Regions from separate parts of the Mus musculus genome. Here regions 2, 3 and 4 are each linked to region 1. A link is a loop called in an ENCODE intact Hi-C map of the cell type or tissue named here. Cell type or tissue: left cerebral cortex. All regions are shown on one strand.

Evidence for each region. Hi-C counts contacts between places; a loop is a spot of excess contacts. Peaks named below come from ENCODE experiments on the same cell type or tissue, not always from the same donor. Only the 100,000 strongest peaks of a DNase experiment are listed, where the experiment ranks them.
Region 2: it touches region 1 in a loop (19-fold over the local background); 22 of 42 quality-filtered maps call a loop at or near these places.
Region 3: a loop joins it to region 1, with 3 times the contacts of the local background. A loop is called at or near these places in 9 of 42 quality-filtered maps.
Region 4: a loop joins it to region 1, with 5 times the contacts of the local background. A loop is called at or near these places in 13 of 42 quality-filtered maps.

The regions. Positions count from the first base shown.
Region 1 is chr8:92,354,889-92,357,388 of GRCm38, forward strand. It overlaps Crnde (colorectal neoplasia differentially expressed (non-protein coding)), which reads right to left and starts at 1,232. Exons shown (of 4, transcript NR_110452.1): 1 at 800-1,232. In left cerebral cortex, CTCF peaks have their summits at 998 and 1,236; DNase peaks (open chromatin) are centred at 447 and 1,317; H3K4me3 peaks cover 1,231 bases.
Region 2 is chr8:91,530,887-91,533,386 of GRCm38, forward strand. The region is part of intron 8 of Fto (fat mass and obesity associated); the gene reads left to right. Among named protein-coding and RNA genes, the nearest start is that of 4831440D22Rik, 64 kb to the left of the region's middle. In left cerebral cortex, a CTCF peak has its summit at 1,266 (motif pointing right); DNase peaks (open chromatin) are centred at 1,295 and 2,173; H3K27ac peaks cover 185 bases.
Region 3 is chr8:91,311,958-91,314,457 of GRCm38, forward strand. Rpgrip1l (Rpgrip1-like) reads right to left here and starts at 1,265. Exons shown (of 26, transcript NM_173431.2): 1 at 1,246-1,265. Fto (fat mass and obesity associated) reads left to right here and starts at 1,568. Exons shown (of 9, transcript NM_011936.2): 1 at 1,568-1,663. The coding sequence starts at 1,619. In left cerebral cortex, a CTCF peak has its summit at 1,421; a DNase peak (open chromatin) is centred at 1,460; H3K4me3 peaks cover 1,980 bases; H3K27ac peaks cover 1,305 bases.
Region 4 is chr8:91,190,001-91,192,500 of GRCm38, forward strand. No RefSeq gene overlaps it. Among named protein-coding and RNA genes, the nearest start is that of Gm36243, 19 kb to the right of the region's middle. In left cerebral cortex, a CTCF peak has its summit at 1,014; a DNase peak (open chromatin) is centred at 1,018.

The sequences.
Region 1 (2,500 bases):
ATTAAAAACAGAGTAACCTAGCCCTAGTACATGTTTAGAAATATACAAATGCAGCAGTAAGGGGGAATAAACGAGTCTTGGTGATCTGGCATGAGGGTCCTACCTCTGCTGGTGTATAAAAAGCTTCAGCGACAAGAGACCCGGAACTACAGCTAACAAGTGAACAGTTTCCCAAATGGAAAAGCTGACGGAACAGAAAGGAAAAAAAAAAAAAGGTGTTTGTGTGGGGAGGAGTGTTGATTCTCCCCTAGTATCAAGATAAAAAGTTAAAACCTTGTGTTTGCCAGCAAGAATGTGTTTACCAAGCGAGAATATAAAAGCTTTCTTGTAAACATGGAGAAAAGGACGCCAGATGCTATCTGAGTTCCGTCTGCCTGCTAATGATCAGCTTTCGCCTTCCCTCTCTTATTAACGCGGTTCTGTATCAGACGCAGGCGGCTGAGGCCAGCAGAGCAGCAGAGCCATCAGTGTGCAAATAAAGCAGAAAATAGAGACATCCTTAAGAAATGAGCCTTAAATTTGATGTAGAGCGGAGGTGACAACCAGAGAAACAAAATCGCAAATTCTAAATGTTTCAATATCTTGCAGGACACTTTCTAGTCCTTCACACACACCAAAAAAAATAAAAAAAATAAAAAAAATAAAAAAAAAGAGAGAGAGAGAGAGAGAGAGAGCAGAAAAAATATAGAGTGGGGAGCAAGATGGGGAGGGGGAGACAGAAACAGTCAAGTCGCCCAAGTGGCAGGATTATGTAATGAGGATGTCTGCGTGACAGACTTGGGCTCTCGGTGGCACAAACCTCCTTGGCTCGCTTTCAGAAGTCTTCGTCCTGGACCAGAGCCGAGACACTGATGCCGGGGACACGCGTGGGCCAGGGAGACACGCCCACGCGCGCCTGCCCGCACTCAGACCGCGGGGCCCTGCTGCGTCCACCGCCATCGGCTTGGTGCGCGGCTCTGCGCGGGCCGCGGACGCTCCCTCGTGGCAGGCCGCGCCGACCGTTAGCCGGGCTGAGCGGGCGGAGCCGGGGGGCGGTGCGGACGCGGGAGGCGGGGACCCGCGCGTCGGGGCGGGGACGCTCCCTGAAGAGCTCCGGCCTACCCCGAACCCGGAATGGTCAGCCCGAGAGGCAGCCTCAGGCCGCCGCACGCTCTCCAGGGCTCCGGTTTCGCGTGCCGATCAGTCTAGCTCGCAGCCGCCCGCTTCAGCAGCCGACCGCTTCTGGTCTCCATGACAATACGCAGCCAAAGACCCTCCCAGCCACGCCCCCTGGCGCTGGAACTCCGAGGGAAGCGGATTACGTCATCCAGAGGAGGGGCTAATGGAGACCAACGCCCAATCAGAGGCGAAGCTGTGTAGGGGAAGGGCGGGGTAGGCCTAGAGGTTCTTGGAGAATGTAGTCCGCGGGGTCCAACCTCTCGGGGGCGGAACCTGTATCCTGAGTGCTAAGTGAGGGGGCAGTCTGCGCGCGTGCGTGAATGCGCGCCGCGGTGCGGGTCCCTGTGCGATCCGCGTGGGGTTAGTGTTTGCCACGGCCCCAACCGAGCAAACTGCTTGCTGGCTAGTGAGAATCATTACAGGAAACTTTGTGTATTGTTACGCTCCAGCCTGCGCGTGGCTGGGTTGTGAAAGGCCACAAAATGCTTGATGTGTGGTGTGTGCACTCTGCCGCCGGCGGTCCTGGTTTACCAGCGCCCCTGTCTGTCCCAAAGCTTCAGTGCGTTTGTAATTTGCGGCGGCGGGAGGTGGAGACCAGGGACTAGGGTCTGTTTTGCCTTCTCACTGTGTGGCCGTGGGGGGTTTGGGGAGGGGGTGTTCCGAGAACTCTGCCTGGGACTCTGTGGTGTGTGTTTGCCGGGCCAGCGCCTCGCTGAACAAACAGCGGTTGGGTTGGACACTGTTCACTGCCCAGTGTTTGCAGTGGAACTGGGGCGGGGGCGAGCGAGGGTGGAAGGCGACTTAGTGGAACAAAAGGGGCGAGACCCCACACCCTCCGGCTCCACAGACCTGACGGGGCAAGCTGCTCGTGGCTAGACATGAGAAGCAGGCATCGCTACTTGGGATGGCAAGGGGCCGGGGGCGTCTGGGGGACCGACTCGGGTAGAACAGCTTCTCCGTCGGGCACTTCTTGCCCACTGCCTTCCTCGTTCCAGAGAAAAGTCACACCCCCAGCCAGAGACCCCAGAGTCTCCTCTCTAGCCTCTTCTCGTCGTCTGCCAGGGATGGGTGGAAGGAAGGGCTAGCGGGGCCCCTTCTACTTAGGCCTGGCTCTTGCCCACCTGCTGCAGTTGCTGGCGCAGAAAGGCGGTCATCTCGGCCTCGCTGTGCCCTGAGCGCCGGCATCCATCGACTCTCCCTGGGATCTGAATTCCAGGTCTCCAGCTCAACCTAGAGACCTCCGGCAGGAGGGAGAAGCCACTGTGGAGCGTGGAGGGAGAAAAACCACCTCCCAGCCCAGCTCTCGGGAGAACAAGACGTCCGCCAACTTCGCTATTCGCAC
Region 2 (2,500 bases), 820 kb before region 1:
CCAAGTTGTCTTCTCACAGCAATAGAACAGTGCCCGGACGGACCAAAAGAACAAAGTCAAGAATGCACTCTTTCACACTGCCCTCTCCTTTGGCAGAGTGTCCAAATGTGAAGCCCCACACTGATAATGGAGGCCCGTTAGTGCTGAGTGAGGTGTAGAGAGGAAACAACCTGCGCTAGTCCTTCTCTGGGCTTGGGCTAAGTATTCGCACCTAGAAATGACAGATGTAGGTCTGGGCTCCAGGCTCTCTGAGCAACTGGGTGTAAAAATCTAGGCAGTTCACAGACACTTTGGATCAATTCAACTTTACCTAAAATACAGCGTCTTGAGCCACGTGACCCTCCAGGCAGGTGACATCTTCCAGCCTGGATAAAAGATCCCGGAGAGCGGCAATCATAGACATGGCTTTCTCCCTCCTTTCCCTTAAAACTTGGAGTGGAGCCACCGGTAGTGATAGTGAACTAGAACCAGCTGACAACAACTGGAAGTGCTCAGTGCTCTCTGTGATGAGACTGCAGCTCAGGATACAGAGCACGTCGCCCAGGCTGACTGCTAGTCAGTAGTAGAGATGAAACTTAAGTTAGCATGCCTGGCTCCGCTGCTAGGAGCACAGTGGGACAGTGGCAAAGCTCTGTCAGCTACTCACATGGCTCAGTGTGTTGACTTCGGTCTCACCGTACAGGACGTCCAGTGCTTCCAGGTCTTTCCCGGTGTGGGGATAAGCAATTGTGTGTGTAAATACCTATTTCCTCTGCCACCTGAGCACACCTCGCCGTGTGTGCCGCTCTGAGTGCATCTCTCGGCGAGGCAGTCATCTGCAGCCCGTGCCGTATGAATCTCGCCACCATTAGTCTTCTAACGGGAAGTCTCCACCTTTTATAGCTGTGTTGTTTCTTTTGTATTGATTGCAATCTTTTTAGGAGGCAGGAGAGTGGGGAGGAAGATGAGAGAACATCAAAGTTGAGCCTCCAAGACTCTGTACAGCCTCCAGGTCAAGTAATTTTGGGGCCGTGTTAATCAAGGCCGAGTGGAGCAGGCGCCCTGAGGTGAAAGGGTAGCGATTTATCTGCTCTATCACAGGTTCCTCGTCAGCGGAACAGTATGTTTATATCTGGGAAACAATTTACTACACGTGAAGAATAGTCATTTTATTCTATCTCAGGGGTGTCCCCAGTGTATTTTACAAATTTACTCTGTAATGAATATTCCAGGTTATAGATAAAGTTGAGCTGGCTTCTGGTTCAGAAGGTGCCAGGTTGGCGGAGTGCAGCACAGACGGCCTGCAGGGGGCACTGTTGCGTCATTTATCAGAACTCTCCAGTATCTTGTCCTAGGACAAAAACAAACCAAACCAGAGAAGGAAAATAGGCCAGTCACCTTAAAATTGCTCATTAAAATTATTTGACTGGTCCCAGTGTTAGGCATGAGTGTCGATCGGGCAGTTCAGGATTCAGGCACAGACAGAAACAGCTTGCCATGTCAGGAAAAACCGCAGTGATTGGCATGACTTCTGATTAGCCTCCTCTGTTGTCACCCCTGGACTTTGTAATTTAATAAACATCCACGTTTCACTGATCACCTTTGTTGGCTCCTGAGATGTCCACACTGTAGAAAAGACTTCCTTCTGTGGTGTTCTGAGTGTCTAGCTTGAGTCCTGGAAGAACCTTTTTAGAAATCTTGATTCTCTATTTTTTGTGTATCCTTCACTGCCAAAGATGATTGCTTGTTTGTTTGTTTGTTTGTTTGTTTAATGAAGTCATTTTTTTCATGGAAGGCTCCCCTGTGGGACCTGGCCTGAGCTGTCAGTATACCACCCAGCTCCTTGACAGTTCCAGGATTGCTGCCCATCCCCTTCCGCTCTGTGGCTCCACCCACTTGCCCCAGGGTTGAGCTTCAAACCCCCTACCTCCCTGCTCAGCTCTGGCTTCTTCTGTCCCTGGCCATGAGGCCTGCTAGGTGACTGTGATGAAGCCTCAGAAAAGCCCGGGTTGTGCTGAGTGTGTGTCTGTGTGCGTGTGCGCATGTGCACTTGTGTGCGTGCGTGTGTGCATGTGCTCTCACACTCGTGCTCAGCAGCAGCAGCAGCAGCAGCAGCAGCAGTCACACTGCCAGCCTCCTCTGCGCCCTGCTTCACCATCAATTACGCCATGTGTTTCGTCCAGTTGGCGTTCCCCTCCCAGTGTTAATTATAACCTACAAGACTGTTAGAGTTAATTTTATGGCAAGCATATTGTCTCTTCAAGGCTTCAGAGCAGCTCATAAATTATCTTGAAGGTAAAATGTAACTTGGGGAACCAGTTATGAAAATTCCATCCATCTCGCTTAGAACTGCAGCTGCTACTGTCAGCTGCCTCGCTGCTGCATTGTGAAGGAATTACGGTGGGTCAAGTTTAAGAGGGTAGGCCCGGGCTGTCGTGGAGGAGAAAGGCTGTCCTGGCCCTGTCAGACAAGTGCCTTCTGCCAATCCCCGGTGGTTTCACTTTGGAGGCAGGCAGAGGCA
Region 3 (2,500 bases), 1.0 Mb before region 1:
CTTGCTCCTAAGGCTCTTCTGTCTCCTCATACTTCAGAGCTCAGTCCAACTGACCTTTCCTTAGAGTTTCCCTTACTGTTCTGTGTTAATTTTCTTCCTGGTTTCTAACTTTTCTTTTTCAAGGGAAGCCCAGGCTGTCTAGGCTGACATGAAATTCACCAAGAACACTAAACATACTGGCCTCAAATTCTCTATTTTTTCCTTGTGTTTTTTTTTTCTTTAAAAAATGGGGGGGGGGGTCATCTCACTATATAAACTTGGCTGGAATTCAAAGATCTCCCTGCCTCTACTTCCAGAGTGTTACGATTAAAGTCGGGTGTCACCATGCCCTGAGTAGACTCTGAATTTGTCCTGAGTGTGCCACCACCCTGCTGTGGCTTATTGCTTACAGCAACAGCCTTTGTCATTATCCCAGAGTTGTATCGTAATTCATTGTCATGTCATGCATTTTTAACCTAGTATATTTTCACACCTATATCATAGTTTCTTGCTTATATCTGTCCCCTACCACTCCCCCCCCCATCTCTCTAGCTTCCTCTCACTGGTCTCCTTCCTCCCCCAAATAGTTCCTCTTCTGCTATCTGATGTCACATAGTAGACATTAACGCTATCATTTATTGAATGAATGAATGAATGAATGAATGCCAGGCACTGAGTTTAAACAAAGTCTCTGCCCTGTAATGGCTTTAACAGACTATGGGAGTAGTCAGATGAGAAACAGTAATAAAGAATAAAAGATAGGCCACTAGAAACTGATTGTGGTGGTGGGAACTTGAGGCAAGACCTATTATTGATTGAATTTGAGACGAGCATGGGCTAAAAAGGCTAGTTTAAGGCCAGCCTAGGATGCATAGGGAGACCCCCTTTTAAAAACTAATCGACAATCAGCAGCAGCAGCAACAACAACAACAGTAACAAGCCAACAACAACAACAGTAACAAGCCTCTTGGGAGGCTTAGGTTCTACCATCCAAGCCCAGTTTCTGGGAAACAGAGTGAAATGTGACTGGGACCTTTGAGTTGTAGGACTTAGGGTTGCCAATTCTTATCAGCTGCGTTTCTGGCTGGGCGGGCGGTCAGGGCGAGTCAGATGCAGGCCTGCGGATGTGGAGGTGTGTCGGGATGGACTGCTTTCCACGCAAGAATCCCAGGTCTATCCTGGGCTTCGAACAGACTCCAGGCTCAGTTGTGAGGCCGCGGAAGAGCCAGCCAACCTGCATTAGCCCCCACCTCACAGAGTACTCACCTCCGCGTTCGCCCTCAGCTAGCTACCGGTTGCTATAGCGCCCAGGGCGCGAGCCTCTGCAGGCCCAGAGGAGCACGGGAAAACAGTGAGTCCCGTTACCCACTGGGAAATGTAGTTCTCCGTAGGGTGCGGGCCGTCGGCGGGTCGCGTAGCGGACTACGCTAGCCCTGCTAGCTGACTGGAGAAATTCAGCTCCGGAGCCCAAGGAGTACTCGGGAGTCTCGCGCAGCATTCTGGGAAGGGTAGTTCTTCTAGGTATTAGAGCAAATGGCTCCAGGCGGGAGAGAGCCGTTGAGAGAACTACACACAGGAGGCGGGGTCCAGGGCGAGGGGGAACACGGCCCACGGTGGCGAAGGCGGCTTTAGTAGCAGCATGAAGCGCGTCCAGACCGCGGAGGAACGAGAGCGGGAAGCTAAGGTATGTGGGGCTCCGGGCGTCTGGGATTCTGTGTTAGTCCCGGGCTAGAGGCAGGGGACCCGCAGACCCGCTGGGATGGCTGAGTGGATGCTCGGCGTTAAGCCAAGGGGTGTCAGGGCCTTGTTTGCAAGAGACCTGCAGACGTGGTGTGAGTGTGCGCGCGCACGTCTGTGCTGTGAATTCATATTGCTCTGGATGCAGATCTGGATACAGTTAGTCTTGGTCAGAAATGAAAAGATAGACATCTATGTCCCTGTCCTGCTTCTGTCCCTATTCCTTGGTTATATTTGTAGCCACTCTCGAGCCTCAGTTTACCAGTTTACCACCTGTGTGTTTTCAGCTCGAGCGCAGCTGAGCCACAGATTTAGTATGGTGACATGTTTTTATTTGGAGCATTGCCTCAATGGCCAGATGACTTGTCTGCGTGGTCAGCACATCAGATACGCTTTACATAGCTTCTGTGGGTAGTACATTCCTGGACTCCGTCCTTGCTGTTCAGCTTTCTGACAGTGGACACTCCTTGGGATGACAGTAACAGCAACGGCGACTTATTTGCAGCATTTTTTTTTTTTTGTATCAGACACCTACATTAAATGCATAATTATTTCATATCATTGCAGCAGATGGCAAGACAGATATTACATAGGTAGAGTATAAACAGTCCGTTATGAAGATGAGCACTGGAAGCTCAATATTTTCCTTTTCCCCCATCCCCAAAGTTGGGACCTATTGATTTGTTCTAACTTATCAGCATTCAGTCCCCCTCAGTGGACACAACAGATTCTGCCCATCTTAAAAGTCTCTCTTGTCTGTAGCTCATTTGGCCAAAGGCCCTTG
Region 4 (2,500 bases), 1.2 Mb before region 1:
TCCTGAATTCAAATCCCAGCAACCACGTGGTGGCTCACAACCATCTGTAATGAGATCGGATGCCCTCTTTTTTAGTGTGTCTGAAAAACAGCTACAGTGTACTTACATATAATAAATAAATAAATCTTAAAAAAAATAAGACCTTGACATGTTTATAAACATACAATTTATTTTTGCTCAGTAGGATTTTGACAGGTTATTTTCTTTCATCTTTTTTTTTTCCTTCACAAAACAGTTACTTATTTAGGAAACAGCTAACTATATCTTATTTTTGGACACAGGCTGGCCTCAAACTTGCTACTGATCAAGCCCACGCTGGTCTTGAACTCATGGCCCCTCCTGCTCCAGGTGTGTGGAGCCAAGACCAGCCTACCTACACTTCTGAGGGAAAGATGACTGAAGAGGATAAAAATGTTGCTGATGTATGAGGTTGGCTTCTGCCTCTGCCTGAATCAAAGGACCTCATTCATGCCCGCTGTTTCTACTCTGTCTCTATTTCTGAATCACTCAGGGTTTTGGTCTTTTCTTTCCTTCTTTCTCCACCCATATGGAAATGCTTCACCCAGTCAGAGCAGCCTTCTTTCTGATGATGACTGGGATGGAGTCTAACTCAATGCTATACCAGCCTCACAGTAGGTGCTAATTGAATGTTTGTTGAGAGAATGAGAAAGAACATGGGATCTTGGCATCTTAAAGGCTTGTATGGGTTCCATTGCAACAATAGAGAAACACAGTGGTAAAAGGATATTTAACTCAATTCATAACAAACAGTGGTTTAAAATAGAGACTCCAAGCCGATTTTGGCTAAAGAGGTTCTGGTATATTCTGAACAGCTGTTATTGTAGACATAGTCTGAGTAAATAACTTCCAGCGTAAGCCGCGTCTGCGTTGAATAAACAGTGCAGCTAGAAGAAAACACTTTATTAGTGTTAATTGCAGCGAGCCTGTGCTCCACCCCTCCGCTGCTCGCAGAGAAACCCAGTGCATCCGCTCCTTGCTTAGGCTGTAGATGGAGCCATAGCCTTACAAAAGGCTGTCGCGGCGCGGTGCGCTGGGGGTGCTGGGCTGTAAAAGGCAGATGTTTGGCGCTTCTCTGGCTGAACTTTCTGAGTTTGAACAACCAGAAAACGCAGACTTTTCCGTGTGCTGTGCAGCTTACAGGGATGGAGGATGCTGATGGTGGTGGCGGCTTCAGCCTTTAACTGCCCCCCAGCCCCCATTTGACCTCAACAGAGCTTGGGGAAGAAGAGGCCCAAGAGTCCTGCAGACATTTTTTTTAAGCCTGTGGTAGCCCAGAAGGTCTCTGAGACAGAGTCTGGCCTGGCAGCAGAGATGGCAGGGCACCTAGCCTTGCTGCCCTGATTGTGCCTTCTCTTTACCAGCAGGCCTTACACCCAGGCTGCTAGCACCTGGGCATTTCTGGTTGCTGGGGGCTGCCTGGCTCGTTCAGGCAGGCTCCAGTGCTAGGCATCTATGCTCCAGCAGTGTTGGTCTGTCCAGCAGGCACGAGAGAGAGAACGCACACTCTGCTTTCTTGGGAGAGAAAGGGCTCACAGGGAGAGAGGAAGAAGAGAAGGTAATGAAAGGGAGACAGTTATCAAGTGTTTCTCTTCATGCTGAGCCTAGATGTAACTACATATGTGAACATACACACAGTATTATAATATGCATGTCTGAAAATGTTATAATGAAACTCATTATTTTATAAGTAAAAGCAATAAAAATACAATCATTTTTGGTTGGGGGCTAGCTTAGTGGTGAAGTGTATGCTTAGCACAGTCAAGGTCCTGAGTTTGATCCCCAGCATACACACACACAGAGGGAGAGAGAAAGAGACAGAGAAACAGAGAGGAGAGAAAGAAAGAAAAGGAGAAAGAGCTTTAAAGAATATTTGAGTGTGTGTGCACACTACAGATGTATCTTTGAGGATCCATATAACTGCTACTCACAAACATTCTGGTCTCAGAACACCCTCATACTCTTAAAAAAATAACTTATTGGGAAAAATGTCACTCAAGCATTGAGGAATTTGGAAGAAATATCATCTAGCTACAAATGTTAGTAATGTAGATGTGGCATTTGTATACCTACAGAGAGGCTGGGGCAAGGAAGAGGCATGTGTCGCCAGCTACTCCTCTGCACAGTTCCAGCCCTGATGACAACTGTCCTTCTCCTCCAAACTTTCTGTGTCCTGTGCACGAAATCCCTCACTAAATTCTGAGAAATTGATTTTGGACAATCTCCCAGGACTTCTCCAGTGTGGCATCCACATTAAACCACAGAAAGTTTTGAGGGTTCCTTGGGTATGCAGTACCCCTCTCTGCAACCAGATTTGCTCACAGTATAGGTCTACTGACCCTACATCTCTCTTTGCCTGCCCCTACTGGTAGTTAGTTCTGCCTTACCTACCATCAGGTGTGGACTTTTCTGTTGTTCCTTTGGTGTGATGTCCCAGGCTGGCTCACATTATCCCTGGCTTTTCTTTTTGAAAGAACAGATA